2 separate regions of the Homo sapiens genome follow, and region 2 is linked to region 1. Evidence: read pairs that join two places in POLR2A ChIA-PET (ENCODE). Cell type or tissue: Panc1. All regions are shown on one strand. Links, peaks and the distances in the headings refer to the core of each region. The heading gives the core; the rest is flanking DNA.

Region 1 (8,571 bases), core at 1-5,000:
CTCCTGGGGAGCAACTCTCCCACTGAGAACCTCTGATTTACTTGAGTAAGTATTACTTTCTGACATCTCTCACCATCTAGACTTGAAGAAAATCTGTATGTTTTAAAACCCATGGCCTCAAACATAGTGAGAAACCAGAACAATCACTACTAGGCCGGGGAGGTGGGAGTTGGAAGGAAGTGGACTTACTGAGAAGTGGCACAAGTGAACTTTCTGGGGTGAAACAATCTTGATTGGGGTATGGGTTATTCAAGGTATATACATTTGTCAAAGCTCAAATTGTACAACTAAGACTGTACAACTTAAAAATCTATGTATTTCACTCTATGTAAATTAGACTTTTTAAAAAATCCATCAGCTCTAGCACACCTAATCCATGCCAAGCTCATTCCTAAGGAGCCAGCCACACACCTGACCATGGTAAGGAACTGGTATAGATCTGTGTGATGGAAACCCATGGGAGGAGCCTTGGTAAAAGGTCCCCAGGTAGACATGGCTGAAGCTGATGCACTCAACATCTTGGCTGATTCATCTTCCTTTTTAGCTTCAAAGGGGGCTCCTCCTGGTGCGAGATGACCCCACCCTGCCTCAGCATGCTCACCACCTTTCCCTCTTAACAGTAAAAAGGAAGCTGGCCAGACCAGATGTCATCACAAATGGCCATCTTCGACACTGTGTGCCTGCCAGGTGGTTATCATAATTTGTTAGGGCTCATATTGAGTATTCAGGCCAACCTATTCAAAATCAGGATTTAAGAAGGGAAAGGCTAAGATGGGTAGAATCACCCCAGGACAGTGTAAGGGCACAAAGAGGAGATGAACCTTCTTCAATCTTTTGTCTCCCCAAGGAAGAACAATCCAGTTCTTTGAAGAAACACAATCAACTTTCAGGGTCTGGGACATAATAAAAAAAAATCTCTAGCCTTATCAACTTTCCTCCTGTTCGCACTCTGGATGGGTTGCTTTGTGAGACATGAACACAAAGGTATTCTCTCTCCATGAGGAGTCCTGACCCATTATGATATAATCGGACTGAATATACCTCCCAAGAAGTGAAATCTCCCCCATACTTTTTCTTTTTCCCTTTTTTTTTTTTTTTTTTTTTTTGCGACAGAGTCTCCCTCTGTCGCCAGGCTGGAGTGCAGTGGCATGATCTTGGCTCACTGCAACCTCCGCCTCCTGGGTTCAAGCCATTCTCCTGCCTCAGCCTCCCAAGTAGCTGGGACTACAGGTGTGCGCCACCACATGCGGCTAATTTTTGTATTTTTAGCAGAGACGGGGTTTCACCATGTTGGCCAGGATGGTCTTGATCTCTTCACCTTGTGATCCGTCCGCCTCGGCCTCCTAAAGTGCTGGGATTACAGGCATGAGCCACTGTGCCCGGCCTCCCCCAAACTTTTTCTGATGCAGGGCTGTAATCTCTAGACTGCATGTACCCACGCCCTGAGCACTCCCTTTCCCAAGTGATAGTCCTTGAGAAGCCTTGTTGCCAGGTACACTCCCTGGTCAGGGCAGATGAGTTGGCTCAGAAAATGAGTACATATGCACCTGCCAAGAACTGATTAGATATGGTCTACTTTGCATTATATGAGTTAGGCTTGCTCAATCAAAGTCAAGCAAGCTCTGTTAAGAGCTGAATCTCCAATTAGTGCTAAGTTACAGGCTAGATCAAAGGTGGCATTTCTTTAGATCCAGCCCCTCGGGAGTATACCCTTCAGTTACTAAATGCCTTTCTTGGCATTCAGCTAGTTGGGGGTCTCAAAGTAAGGACTCTAATGTGTTGGCTTCTCTGAGGTTTTGAATACAGCTGTAAGACCCATAGTCACAGAGAAAACGAAAATTTGGCTTAAAGGTAAACTGGTGGCCCTTAGCTTTGCAAACCTCAGAGGGAGTGTCATTGAGTTTTCTCACTCTTGTGGCTAACTCTTCTTTCTTTCTGGTCTGATCCTACTCCCCAGCAAAGTATCAAGGTACACTCTATCTTGGACCTTAGACTCTCTATGTCTCAAAACTTTTGTTTCGCACAGCCCGCAAGGGGCTTGTCAATGGAAACAGAGCAACCAGTATTGGTGTTGGGTTAGATGAGGCCCTAACAAGAAGTGTAAAGGGGTAGGCTGTCATCATCTTAAAGACATTTGGTTCTTACTCTGTCTCCACTGAAGCTTGCGAAGGACTGATGTTGGCAAAACAAATCTGGTCAGGCAAGCAAGGTTATATATAACAATTAGAAGAGGTCAACCAGGGTTTTATTTCAAAAACAAATATTTACTGCACACCCACATCATGTCAGACATGGTACTAAACAGATAAAACACATAAGCAGACAAGGTCCCTGCTCTTATAGAGCTTCCAGGAAGCTTATGAATTTAATCAAAGACTCAGGCCACAATTTAAAAAATAAATTAACATTCAAAAAAAGATTCAGGGCCCAGCACAGTGGCTCACGCCTATAATCCCACCACTTTGGGAGGCCGAGGCAGGTGGATCACAAGGTCAGGAGTTCAAGACCAGCCTGGCCAACACACTGAAACTCCATCTCTACTAAAATACAAAAATTAGCCAGGCATGGTGGCATGTGCCTGTAGTCCCAGCTACTCGGGAGGCTGAGGCAAGAGAATCGTTTGAACCTGGAAGGTGGAGGTTGCAGTGAGCCAAAATTATACCTCTGCACTCCAGCTTGGGCAACAGAGTGAGATTTCATCTCAAAAAAAAAAAAAAAAAAAAAAGATTCAGGCATAAGATTGAGTTTATTAGGAGGCTGAAGTGGGAGGATCACTTGAGGCCAGAAGTTTAAGACCAGCCTGGGCAACATAACAAGACTCCATCTCTACAAAAAAAAAAAAAAAAATTAGCCAGGTGTTTGGGGCATGCCTATGGTCTCAGCTACTTGGGAGGCTGAGGTGGGAGGATTACTTGAGCCCAGGAGGTCAAGGATGCAGTGAGCTATAATCGCGTCACTGCATTCCAGCCTGAGTGACTGAGCAAGACTCTGCCTCAAAAAATAAAATAAAATAAAAAGATTGAGTTTATCAGTCAGCTCCCTCAGCTTTAAAGGTAGATTCTTAGACACAGTTTACCAAGACATGAATCTGGTAAGGTCGTAAACAAACAAATCATAATGGGTGTCCAGAAGGCTAAACTGTTCTTGCTTTGCAAATAAAAGTACACTGACTGCCCAGAATTCCATAGCTCTGGGATCATGTTGTGATTATGTTCCAGTAAAACTGCCTTAAAGACAAATAAAAACCTTAAGCTAAATAAGTCACCCTCAGAATTATTCAGACTCTCATGAATGGTGGGGCTCAAATACCTAACAACTTGCTTTCTTTTTCAACTTTATAGAGAATCTAGTGAATACTCTCTCCCATTTAAAAAAAGGGTGACTCTTTTCTCCCACAATTACAGAACTATTATCTTATTAGACTTCCATTTATAATATATGCCAGCTTCATGATAGAAGGCTTTTGCAGGCCTGTGTACACAAGAGGTTTCAGAATCACCTGGGGAGTTGTTTTTTTTTTTTTTTTTTTTTTTTAAGACAGAGCCTCGCTCTGTCGCCCAGGCTGGAGTGCAGTGGTGCGATCTTGGCTCACTGCAAGCTCCGCCTCCTGGGTTCATGCCATTCTCCTGCCTCAGCCTCCTGGTAGCTGGGACTACAGGCACCAGCCACCACGCCTGGCTAATTTTTTGTATTTTTAGTAGAGACGGGGTTTCACTGTGTTAGCCAGGATGGTCTCAATCTTCTGACCTCGTGATCCGCCCACCTCGGCCTCCCAAAGTGCTGGGATTACAGGCGTCAGCCACCGCGCCTGGCCCACCTGGGGAATTTTTTAAAAGCATAGATTCTAACAGCTTCCCCCAGAGTGTCTGACTCTGAATCTAAGAGGGGCCCAAGAATCTATTCCCAAGATAAGCAAAGTTTTGAAAACCACCATTCCACAAACATATGCTTAGAGAACAGTTATTCAACTTAAGTTTGTATAAGCACTCAAACATACTTTTAAAAACATTTGAAAGTATAAAATGAAAACTGTCCTAAATATAAAAAGAAACAGAGTGACTGGCCACCCACTAGAGAAATTATGACATTTATTTACATTCAAGAAAATCTCTCCCGTCTTAAACAAAACACAACAAATACCCTCCACCCCTAATTCCCTCTCTAACAACTACCTTACCCTTCTACCAACTTCCATTGACAAATTTATTTTAAAAGTAGACTATGGTTAGAAGGCAGAATAGTGGATACCCTTAGCAAGCTGGGTAGTGACTAGAAGGGCCACGAGAAGAGCTTCTAGAGTGCTAGTATGTTTAGTTTGTAAAAATTCACTTATGCCCCGTTTACTTTCCTATATGTATGTTATACAAATGGTCTCAGACTTACAAATGGTTCAACCTTACATGGTGCAGAAGCGATACGCATTCTGTAGAAACCGCACTTTGAGTACCCATATAACCATTCTGCTTTTCACTTTCAGTGCAGTATTCAATAATGTACATGAAACATTCAATAGTTTATTATAAAATAGGCTTTGTGTTAGATGATTCTGCCCAACTGTGGGCTACTGGAAGTGTTCTGAGTACATTTAAGGGAGGGTAGGCTAAATTATGATGTTTGGTAGGTTAGGTGTGTTAATTTTTGACTTAATGATATTTTCAACTTATGATAGGTTTATCAGAATGCAACCCCACCACAAGCTGAGGAGCATCCGCATTTAAGCACAAAGTCAAAAAGGCAGATTCTGTTTGCTTTCTCAATTTTATCTCCTCCTCCCTTTACTACTAAATGCACCTAAAACCTTTCTTCCCAAGACCACCAATAGCCTCCCAGTTGCTAAACCCCACTGGACATCTGGCATCTTGGTTGCACCCTGAAACTGGTGACTACTCTACATCTTCAACCCCTTTCTTTGGCTTACAGGATTCTACCCTATCCCCATTCTAGAGGCTTTCTAGGTACTCTCTCCTCCCCTTTTGGGCCTTCTCTTCCTCTGCATAGCTCTTCAAGGTTGATGAGTCATGGAGTAGTCTTTAACTCTCTCCTCTTCTCACTCCAGGGCAATTTCATTAAAATCTAATTCTTTCTTTTTTTTTTCTTTCAGACAGAGTCTCGCTCTGTCACCCAGACTGGAGTCCAGTGGCCTGATCTCGGCTCACTACAATCTCCGCCTCCCGGGTTCAAGGGATTCTCATGCTTTAGCCTCCCAAGTAGCTGGGATTACAGGCGCCCGCCACCACGCTCAGCTAATTTTTGTGTTTTTAGTAGAGACAGGGTTTCGCCATGTTGGCCAGGCTGGTCTCAAACTCCTGGGCTCAAGGGATCCACCTGCCTCAGCCTCCCAAAGTGCTGGGATTATAGGCGTGAGCCACCACACCTGGCCAAAATCTAAGTCTTTAACTCCCACTCATATGCTACTGATGCTCAAATCAGTATCCCTAGCCTGGGCCTCTCCCTAAGCCTCAGGCTTGTGTGTTTCCTGTGTTTCTAACTCCCTGAGGGACATGTTACCAGGCTTTTCAACTGCTACTTCAAACAGGCTATATCCAAAGGTGACCTTTTTTTTGGAGTGATGGAATATATTATTTCTATTTTCCATGTAAATAATTTAAACTCTCTCTATGTAAGTATATATACACTTACAGTATCTTACCCTTCTACCAAGTTTATATATATGTATATAAACTATATGTATATATATACTTATAGACTTATACATACTATATATACTTAAAAATATAGTTTATATAGTTTAAGTATATATAATACTTTATGTATTTCTATATATAGTTTACATTTATATATTTAAAATGTATGACATTATGCTTTCAACTATCTTTCTCCAAAACTGTTTTTATGAGATTCTCTACCTTATTTAATGATCCTACAAGCCACACAAAGGACAACATAAAAGCAACTCTTTAATGATAAAGAATGAAAATAAATTTTTTTTTTTTTGAGACAGAGTTTTGCTCTTTCACCCAGGCTGGAGTGAAGTGGCGCAATCTCGGCTCAAGACAACCTCCGTGCCCCTGGGGTTCAAACGATTCTCCTGCCTCAGCCTCTCAAGTAGCTGGGATTACAGGCAGCCACCACCACACCCAGCTAATTATTTTTTTTTTTTTTGAGACGGAGTCTCGCACTGTCGCCCAGCCTGGAGTGCAGTGGCGCGATCTCCACTCACTGCAACCTCCGCCGTCTCTCGGATTCAAGCGATTCTCCTGCCTCAGCCTCCCAAGTAGCTGGCATTACAGGCGCCCGCTACCATGCCCAGCTACTTTTTGGAATTTTAGTAGAGACAGGGTTTCACCATGTTGGCTAGGCTGGTGGTCTCAAACTCCTTACCTCAGGTGATCCACCTGCCTTGGCCTCTCATACTGCTGGAATTGGCCAAGGTGGGCAGTTCACGAGGTCAGGAAATCGAGACCATCCTAGAAACACAGTGAAACCCCATCTCTACTAAAAATACAAAAAATTAGCAGGGCATGGTGGCGGGCGCCTGTAGTCCCAGCTACTCAGGAGGCAGAGGCAGGAGAATGGCGTGAACCTGGGAGGTGGAGCTTGCAGTGAGCCAAGATCGCGCCACTGCACTCCAACCTGGGCGACAGAGCGGGACTCCGTCACAAAAAAAAAAAAAAAGTGCTGGGATTACAAGCGTGAGCCACCGCGCCTGGCCTCAGTCAACCTTTTCTGCAATAATTTCCATTCTGACAGCATTTTTCACTCGAAACAAAACTATTTTAATCTGATTCTAATTATTTAGGAGGTAAAAATCTGAAATGGGTTTTTTACAAAAAAAAAAAACAAACTATGAACACTGACAATACTTTTGAGATTATTCTTATTCTAAGTAACCAACACAAAAAAAAGAACTATGTGAAAGAACTCAGAATACAACAAAATGATGAAGACAATAAAAAAATTTTGTCAAAATCAGGCTACACTGTTGTCCTCAGTAACGTGTTGTAAATTGAATGAAAAATCAAGAGAAAGGCCGGGCGCGGTGGCTCACGCCTGTAATCCCAGCACTTTGGGAGGCCGAAGCGGGCAGATCACGAGGTCAGGAGATCGAGACCATCTTGGCTAACATGGTGAAACCCCATCTCTACTAAAAATACAAAAAAAAAAAAAACAAAACATTAGCCAGGCGTGGTGGTGGGAACCTGTAGTCCCAGATACTCAGGAGGCTGAGGCAGGAGAAAACCTGGGAGGCGGAGCTTGCAGTGAGCCGACATCACGCCACTGCACTCCAGTCTGGGCGACAGGGCAAGGCTCCGTCTGAAAAATAAATAAATAAATAAATAAAAATAAAAATCAAGAGAAATGAGTCCACAATTCTTGAAACGTCAAAAGAATACAGAATACTCTCCTCCATAAGGAGCATTCAGGACAGTATCTACATTTTATACAGCAATCTTTTATTTTTATATTTTTTATTTTTTGAGACAGAGTTTCACTCTTGCCACCCAGGCTGGAGTGCAGTGCCACAATCTCGGCTCACTGCAATCTCCGTCTCCTGGGTTCAAGTGATTCTCCAGCCTCAGCCTCCTGAGTAGCTGGAATAATAGGTGCCTGCCACCACGCCCAGCTAATTTTTTTTGTATTTTCAGTAGAGATGGGGTTTCTCCATGTTGGCCAGGCTGGTCTCGAACTCCTGATCTCAGGTGATCTGCCTGCCTCGGCCTTCCAAAGTGCTGGGATTATAGGCATGAGCCACCATGCCCGGCCAGCAATCCTTTCTAACATGTAGGGCCACACACCAAACAGAACAGAGGCTTTCTCTGGAAAGGGGGCTGGGGGGAGGTGGACAATAGCAACCTGACCAACTGTACTATTTTGACTTTTTACAAGGAAAAGTATTTCAGTATTACTTACAACATTTTTTTTAAATAGATGTTTTCTTTTCAAAGCAGTTACCTTGATAAATCATATATGGAGTCGGAATTTACTACAACTATTTATATAAATTTCATAAGTGAAATTTATTTTTTAAAATTTATTTTATTATTATTATTTTTTGAGACAGAGTCTCGCCCTGTCACCCAGGCTGGAGTGCAGTGGTGTGATCTCGGCTCACTGGAACCTCCGCCTCCCGGGTTTAAGCGATTCTCCTACCTCAGCCTCCCAAGTAGCTGGGATTACAGGCCCACACCACCACGCCTGGCTAATTTTTGTATTTTTAGTAGAGACGGGGTTTTGCCACGTTGGCCAGGCTGGTCTCAAACTCCTGACCTCAGGCCTCCCAAAGTGCTGGGATTACAGACATGAGCCACCACACCCAACCAAAATTTACTTTTAATATGTAATCATATGGCTTCCATTTCTAAATGCCTTCAGATCACATTTTAAGCCTAAAAGAAAATCAGTCTCGGCCAGGCGCCGTGGCTCACGCCTGTAATCCAGCACTTTGGAAAGCCAAGTTGGTTAGATCACCTGAGGTCAGGAGTTCAAGAGCAGCCTGGCTAACATGGTGAAACTCTGTTTCTACTAAAAATAGAAAAAATTAGCCAGGCATGGTGGAGTGCGCCTGTAATCCCAGCTACTCAGGAAGCTGAGGCAAGAGAATTGCTTGAA
Region 2 (6,785 bases), core at 1-5,000, 88 kb before region 1:
AACTTGGGTTCCAAACCTCAACTTCTATATATACTCTTTCCAGAAATGGTCTACCTGAAAATGCTCCTGAGGTTAAGAGGTCACACTTGGGCTGGGCGCAGTGGCTTATACCTGTAATCCCAGCACTTGGGGAGGCCAAGGCGGGAGGATCCCTTGAACCCAGGAGTTTGAGACCAGCCTGGGCAATAGAGTGAGAGCTTGTCTCTAAAAAAGAAAAAAAATTAAAATAATAATAATAGGAGGTCACACTTGGCTCCTCTTGCCTCTCTCCTCTTTCATAAATGCCCTTCCTGGCAAGATGGGGTGGTTCACAGCTGCACTCTTTTTATTTATTTATTTTTGAGACAGAGTCCCGCTCTGTTGCCCAGCCTGGAGTGCAGTGGTGCAATCTCGACTCACTACAACCTTCACTTCCCAGGTTCAAGTGATTCTCCTACCTCAGCCTCCTGAGTAGCTGGGATTACAGGTGCTTGCCACCACCACCTGCTGATTTTTGTATTTTTGGTAGAGATGAGGTTTCACCATGTTGGCCAGGCTGGTCTCGAACTCCTGACCTCAGGTGATCCACCTGCCTTGGCCTCCCAAACTGCTGGGATTATAGGGGTGAGCCACCGTGCCTGGCCTCGGCTGTACTCTTAACACTTTGGGAGGAGGAGGTGGGTGGATTGCTTGAGCCCAGGAGTTTGAGACCAGCCTGGGCAACACAGTGAAACCCCTGTCCCTAAAATAAATAAATGAATGCCCTTCTCCCACCTTACTAAAGAAAGGTGTACCCCTAACCTACCCTGAATCTTAGCAGAGGGTGCTACCCCCAAGGTGTAAAAACCTCTGGGCACCAAACCAAAGAATAATTCAGGAATGTACAGCTCTCAAGGGAAGAGTTCCCAGAGAGTTGAGACCCCTTCTCAGATTACTTAGGTAGGAGCATGTACTGGGGTTTTATTTCAAGTTTCACAAAGAAAGAAGCTCCTCAGCAAGTCAGTTTGAAGACTGCTTTCTTGGTAGAGATAAAAGTGATACAATGAACTATGGGTTACAGAGTCTCAGCAGCCAGGCAGCTGGGGGGAAACCATAACTTTCCAGAAAAAGATTACTCAAACATTACATCAGGATTGCTGATTACGTCCCGGAACAGACTGTAAACTACCTCAGCCCTAAAAGTTCTCTTCCAGATTAAGTTTGGGACAATTTGCTTTCTCAAGACCTGAAAAAAGAGAGCTTTGGTTAAAAAAAAAAAAAAGAAGAAAGAAAAAGAAAAGAAAAAAAAATGGCAGCTGTTTAATCCAGATGACAAATTGCTTTTTTTTTTTTTTTTGAGACAGGGTCTCACTCTGTCACTCAGGCTGGAGTGCAGTGGCGAGATCATGGCTCACTGCAGCCTCAACCTTCCAGGCTCAAGTGATCCTCCACTTTAGTCTCCCGAGTAGCTGGCACTACAGGTGCACGCCGCCATGCCTGGCTAATATTTTTATTCTAATTTTTTTTTTTTTTGTAGAGACGGGGTTTCGCCATCTTGCTCATGGCTGGTCTTGAACCCCTGGCCTCAAGCTATCTGCCCACCTAGGCTCCCAAAGTGCTAAGATTACAGGCATGACCCACCATGTCTGGTCTGCACAATCGTTTACAAGTTAGTCTGATTTGGCTGATTGGTTTGATAGTAAGGAATGGCTTTGTCATTAAGTTATAGAACAGGCACTTTCCATTAACCGAACAAGCTAAATGAGCTGTGCCAAGATTCTGAAGCAATAAAAATAGATTTAAATTACCAGGGCGTGGTGGGGGGGGGGGCACCTGTAATCCCAGCTACTCAGGAAGCTGAGGCAGCAGAATCGCTTGAACCCAGGAGGCAGAGGTTGCAGTGAGCCGAGATCATGCCACTGCACTCCAGCCTGGGCGACAGAGCAAGACTGTCTCAAAAAAAGAAAAAAATAGATGTAAGCCATGTGCATAATGTATAGTACACCAGAAATCACATTCTTTGCACCTTTTTTTTTTTTTTTTGAGACGGAGTTTCACTCTGTCACCCAGGCTGGAGTGCAGTGGTGTGATCTCGGCTCACTGCAACCTCCGCCTCCTGGGTTCAAGCGATTCTCCCGCCTCAGCCTCCCAAATAGCTGGGATTACAGGTGCCTGCCACCACACCCAGCTAATTTTTTGTATTTTTAGTAGAGACGGGGGTTTCACCATGTTGGCCAGGCTGGTCTCGAACTCCAGACCTCAGGTGATCCTCCCGCCTCCGCCTCCCAAAGCGCTGGGATTACAGGTGTGAACCACCGTGCCCGACCCCTCAGCTCTCAGCTCAATGTCGCTTCCTGCAATGTGTCCATTCTACACAGGGAAATGGCGGAAGGCAGCAGGTAAAAAAAATCACAGCCTTTCCTCATACTGCTTGGCCTTTTTTTGTTTTTTAAATTCTGAAGAAAGCCATCTCCAAGCACTTCCACCTACATTTCATTGGCTGCAATGTGTCACCTGGCAACCCTTAGCTGTAAGGGAGTCTGGGAATTCTAGTATTTTGCTTTCCAGTTTCTCTAGTAGAAAAGTGTGTTTCTCTAGTAAAAAGTGTTTCTCATGTGTGTAAAGTGAGCAAAGTGATAAAGCATATATTCTAAAAAGTAATTTGGGGCTGGGTGCAGCGGCTCTTCCCTGTAATCCTAGCACTTTGGGAGGTCAAGGTGAGAGGGCTGCTTGAGGCCAGGAATTTGAGACTAGTCTGGGCAACATAGTAAGACTCTGTCTCTACAAAAAATTAAGAAAATAGCTGGGCATGGTGGCACATGCCTGTAGTCCTAGCTACTTGGGAGGCTGAGGCAGGAAGATTCCTTGCACCCAGGAGTTTGAGGCTACTATTGTTGCCCCACTGCACTCCAACCTGGGTGACAGAGCAAGACCCTGTCTTTAAAAAAACTAAATAAATAAATGAAAATAAAAATAAAAAGTAGGCCAGGTGCAGCAGCGCATGCCTGTAATCCCAGCACTTTGGGTGGCCAAGGTGGGAGGATCGCTTGAGCCCAGGAGTTCGAGACCAGCTTTGGCAACATGGCAAGACCCCGTCTCAATTTAAAATTTTAAAAACCAATAAAACTAAAAAGTAATTTGGAAGACTGTGAGGTAAACCAAATAATCAACTAACAAAGTAGTTACTTAAAAAAACAAAACAAGCTGGGCGTGGTGGCTCATGCCTCTAATCCCAGCACTTTGGGAGGCTGAGGCAGGCGGATCACGAGGTCAAGAGTTCGAGACCAGCCTGGCCAATATGGTGAAGCCTCGTCTCTACTAAAAATACAAAAATTAGCTGGGCATGGTGGCGCACACGTGTAGTCCCAGCTACTCGGGAGGCTGAGGCAGAAGAATCGCTTGAACCCGAGAGGTGGAGGTTGCAGTGAGCCGAGATCGTGCCACTGTGCTCCAGCCTGGGCGACAGAGCGAGACACCATCTCAAAAATAAAAATAAAAATAAATAAAATTAAAAAACAAAACAAGGCTAGGCTCAGTGGCTCACGCCAGTAATCCCAGCACTTTGGGTGGTCAAAGCAGGAGGATTGCTTGAGGCCAGGAGTTCAAGACCAGCCTGCACAACACAGTGGGACCCTGTCTCTACAAAAATAAATAAATAAATAAATATAAATATAAATATAAATAAAAACAAGCCCTCCAAAAACCTTTGACAGTGTGTAAAGCTATGCAATTTTCTAATCGTGTTAAAGTAAAAGCAGTTCACAAACAATTCAGACTATACAGAAATAAAAAGTAGTATATATGGCCTAACATTACTTTGTTCTTAAAATTTTCCAGTGACTTTTCTTCCCACTTCCAACTCCAACTGCCCTATTCCAGAATGTCAAATGATTGTGACTTGCAGGTTTTCTAATCAGCACGTAAGTCGGAAATTCTAAAAATACATTTTAAATTGTGGATCACACCATTACATGACTGTCTATAGAGCCATTTAATTTTGAAGGCAAGTTAATTTTAAAAATAGTTACACACAAATGTTCAGTTGATTACGCTTAAGACAGTTTTATTCTGGTGATTCAGCATGATTTTTTTCAACAAATTAGGTACTTTGTCTGCTTTGTGGAACATTGGCAGTTTCATTTCCTGTTAAGGAAGCTATCATCAGAACTCAGATAAACCTTTGCCTTTACTATTTGAGTACTGAAAATAAACAAAGAATATAAAACTCACATATAGGCTGGGTGCGGTGGCTCACACGTGTAATCCCAGCACTTTGGGAGGCCAAGGCAGGCGGATCACTTGAGGCCAGGAGTTTGAGACCAGTCCGGCCAACATGGTAAAACCCCATCTCTACTAAAAATATAAAAATTAGCCAGGCATGGTGGCACATACTTGTAATCCCACTTACTTGGGAGGCTGAGGCAGGGGAATCACTTGAGCCCAGGAGGCAGAAGTAGCAGTGAGCCAAAATCATGCCACTGCACTCCAGCCTGGGTGACAGAGCGAGAGTCCGTCTCAAAAAATAAAATAAAATAAAAAATAAAACACACGTATATACTTGGGGACAGAAACATCAAATATGTTTTCTGGATGATTTAAAGGTTTAGAAGGGGATTATTTATTCTAACTGAAAAAAAAATCTTTTAATATGAATTATTTATATGGAAGACTTCTTTTTGAAGCTGTTGTGGCTGATGCTGTTGGATTCATGTCTAACTTCTTTCATTTTATAAAACAGAATCATATCATCATCACAATCTGTACACTCCCACCTATACTCTTAGGGGGCAGTCTGGGGTGGTTCCTAGGGTAACAGGCCCAATTATCCCAGTATACATTGCATACAGTACCCTAACAACTTTTAGGAAAGGTTTTCATTATTAGTGCTTTGTTTTAGAAAAAGTCCAAAACAAGCCCTAATGAAGAGTCCAAAGGATAAGGAAGATGAAGAGAAAGAGAAAGCACTGAAAAGTAGAATCACATGATTTGCAAGTAGGACAAGGAAAGCGAGCAGGAAAAAAAACAGAGTTGTCAGAACCTGTGGGGAAAATGTGCTGAACAGCAAGGGCTGAGAAATGAGCAACATATTAAACTTTTTTTTTTTTTTTTTTTTTTTGAGATGGAGTCTCACTGCTGTTGCCCAGGCTGGAGTGCAGTGCCGACATCTCAGCTTACTGCAACCTCCATCTCTTGGGTTCAAGTGAAGCTCCTGCCTCAGCCTTCTGAGTAGCTGAGATTACAGGCACCCGCCACCATGCCCGGCTAATTTTTTGTATTTTTAGTAGAGACGGTTTCACCATGTTGGCCAGGAACTCCTGACGTCAGGTGATCCACCCGCCTCGGCCTCCCAAAGTGCCCCCATTTCCTTTCATTCGTTTGGAGAACTCCTCTACTGCTTGCATGGTTACCTGGTACAATGATCAGTCATGATGCCCTGCCCCTCTCCAAGACCATCCCAAAGAGTTGGCTCAGGGCTGGGCAAACTGGGCCAAGCCAGGATTTCATGGCTAACACTATTTCGCAATAGTTCGCAAGCTGGAGGCTGTAGCCTGGGACTGTTGGCTGTCATCTTCCTTGCCTTGAGGGTGCGCCTGCTACAAAATGCAGCTGAAGGGTGGCAGAATACTCTATGCCAAAATATGCCACCATGACGTAAGGATTACTTCAAGCTAAAGGCACTTGAAAAACAGCAGATACAAGAAGGGCATTCTAATCTCCCCTTTGCTTCCTGCAAACAGGAGAGAGAAACTCCCATGTGAACATGCCCTCCCTGTACCAGGAAAAAAGTAACATTCTTCCCCGGGGAGTCACAGCTCTGAGAATCCTGTACAAACATACTTTGTGAAACTAATTCTTACCTTCCTTTAACAAACTCCCCACATAATTTAGTTACTTTTCCACAACTGCCTCTCTTTGTTCAACCTAATACAAAAGCCTGTTGGTTTTGTCACTTCTTTGGGTCTTCATTTCCTTCCCAGGGCTCCTGAGTCACATAAAACTTACATTAAATTAGTACGCTTTTCTCCTGTTAATATACTTTATGTCAATTTAATTCTCAGGCTCAGCCAGGACACTAAGAGAAGAGAGTTTTGACTCTCCTGCACATTCAAGACCTGTGGGAATCTGAGCCAAGCATTGACATAACAGCGCAGCAGCAGTTTATGATCTCTCTCTTCCTTTCCTTTCCTTTTTCCTTTCCCCTTTCCTTTTCTTTCTTTCTCTCTTTTTCTTTCTTTCTTTCCTTCTTTCTCTTTCTCTCTCTCTCTCCTTCCTTCCTTCCTTCTTTCCTTCCTTCCTCTTTCCTTTCTCCCTCCCTCCCTCCTTTCTTTTTTTTTTTGATACAGAGTTTCGCTCTTGTTGCCCAGGATGGAGTGCAGTTGGCAATCTTGGCTCACTGCAATCTTTGCCTCCTGGGTTCAAGCGATTCTCCTGCCTCAGCCTCCTGAGTAGCTGGGATTACAGGCACCCGCCACCATGCCCAGCCAATTTTCGTATTTTTAGTAGAGACAGGGTCTCACCATGTTGGCCAGGCTGGTCTTGAACTCCTGACCTCGTGTGATTCACCTGCCTTGGCCTCCCAAAGTGCTGGGATTACAGGCGTGAGCTACTGTGCTCGGCCCTTTCTTTCTTTTTTTTTGACAGGGTCTCGCTCTGTTGCCCAGGCTGGAGGGCAGTGGTGTGATATCGGCTTACTGCAACCTCGACCTCTTGGGCTCAAATGATCCTCCCACCTCAGCCTCCCAAGTAGCTGCAACTGCAGGTGCGCACCACTATGCCCGGCTAATTTTTTTTATTTTTTGTAGAGACAGGGTCTCCCTGTGTTGCCC

Evidence for each region. Peaks named below come from ENCODE experiments on the same cell type or tissue, not always from the same donor. Only the 100,000 strongest peaks of a DNase experiment are listed, where the experiment ranks them.
Region 2: POLR2A ChIA-PET joins it to region 1 with 5 read pairs; 7 of 35 experiments call an interaction of 5 or more read pairs at or near these places.

The regions. Positions count from the first base shown.
Region 1 is chrX:23,886,147-23,894,717 of GRCh38, forward strand. The region is part of intron 1 of APOO (apolipoprotein O); the gene reads right to left. Among named protein-coding and RNA genes, the nearest start is that of APOO, 18 kb to the right of the region's middle. RefSeq lists a silencer at 1,256-1,433. In Panc1, for the core only: no CTCF peak of the experiment used is centred there; no DNase peak of the experiment used is centred there; H3K27ac peaks cover 4,112 bases.
Region 2 is chrX:23,798,581-23,805,365 of GRCh38, forward strand. No RefSeq gene overlaps it. Among named protein-coding and RNA genes, the nearest start is that of SAT1, 19 kb to the left of the region's middle. In Panc1, for the core only: no CTCF peak of the experiment used is centred there; no DNase peak of the experiment used is centred there; H3K27ac peaks cover 1,561 bases.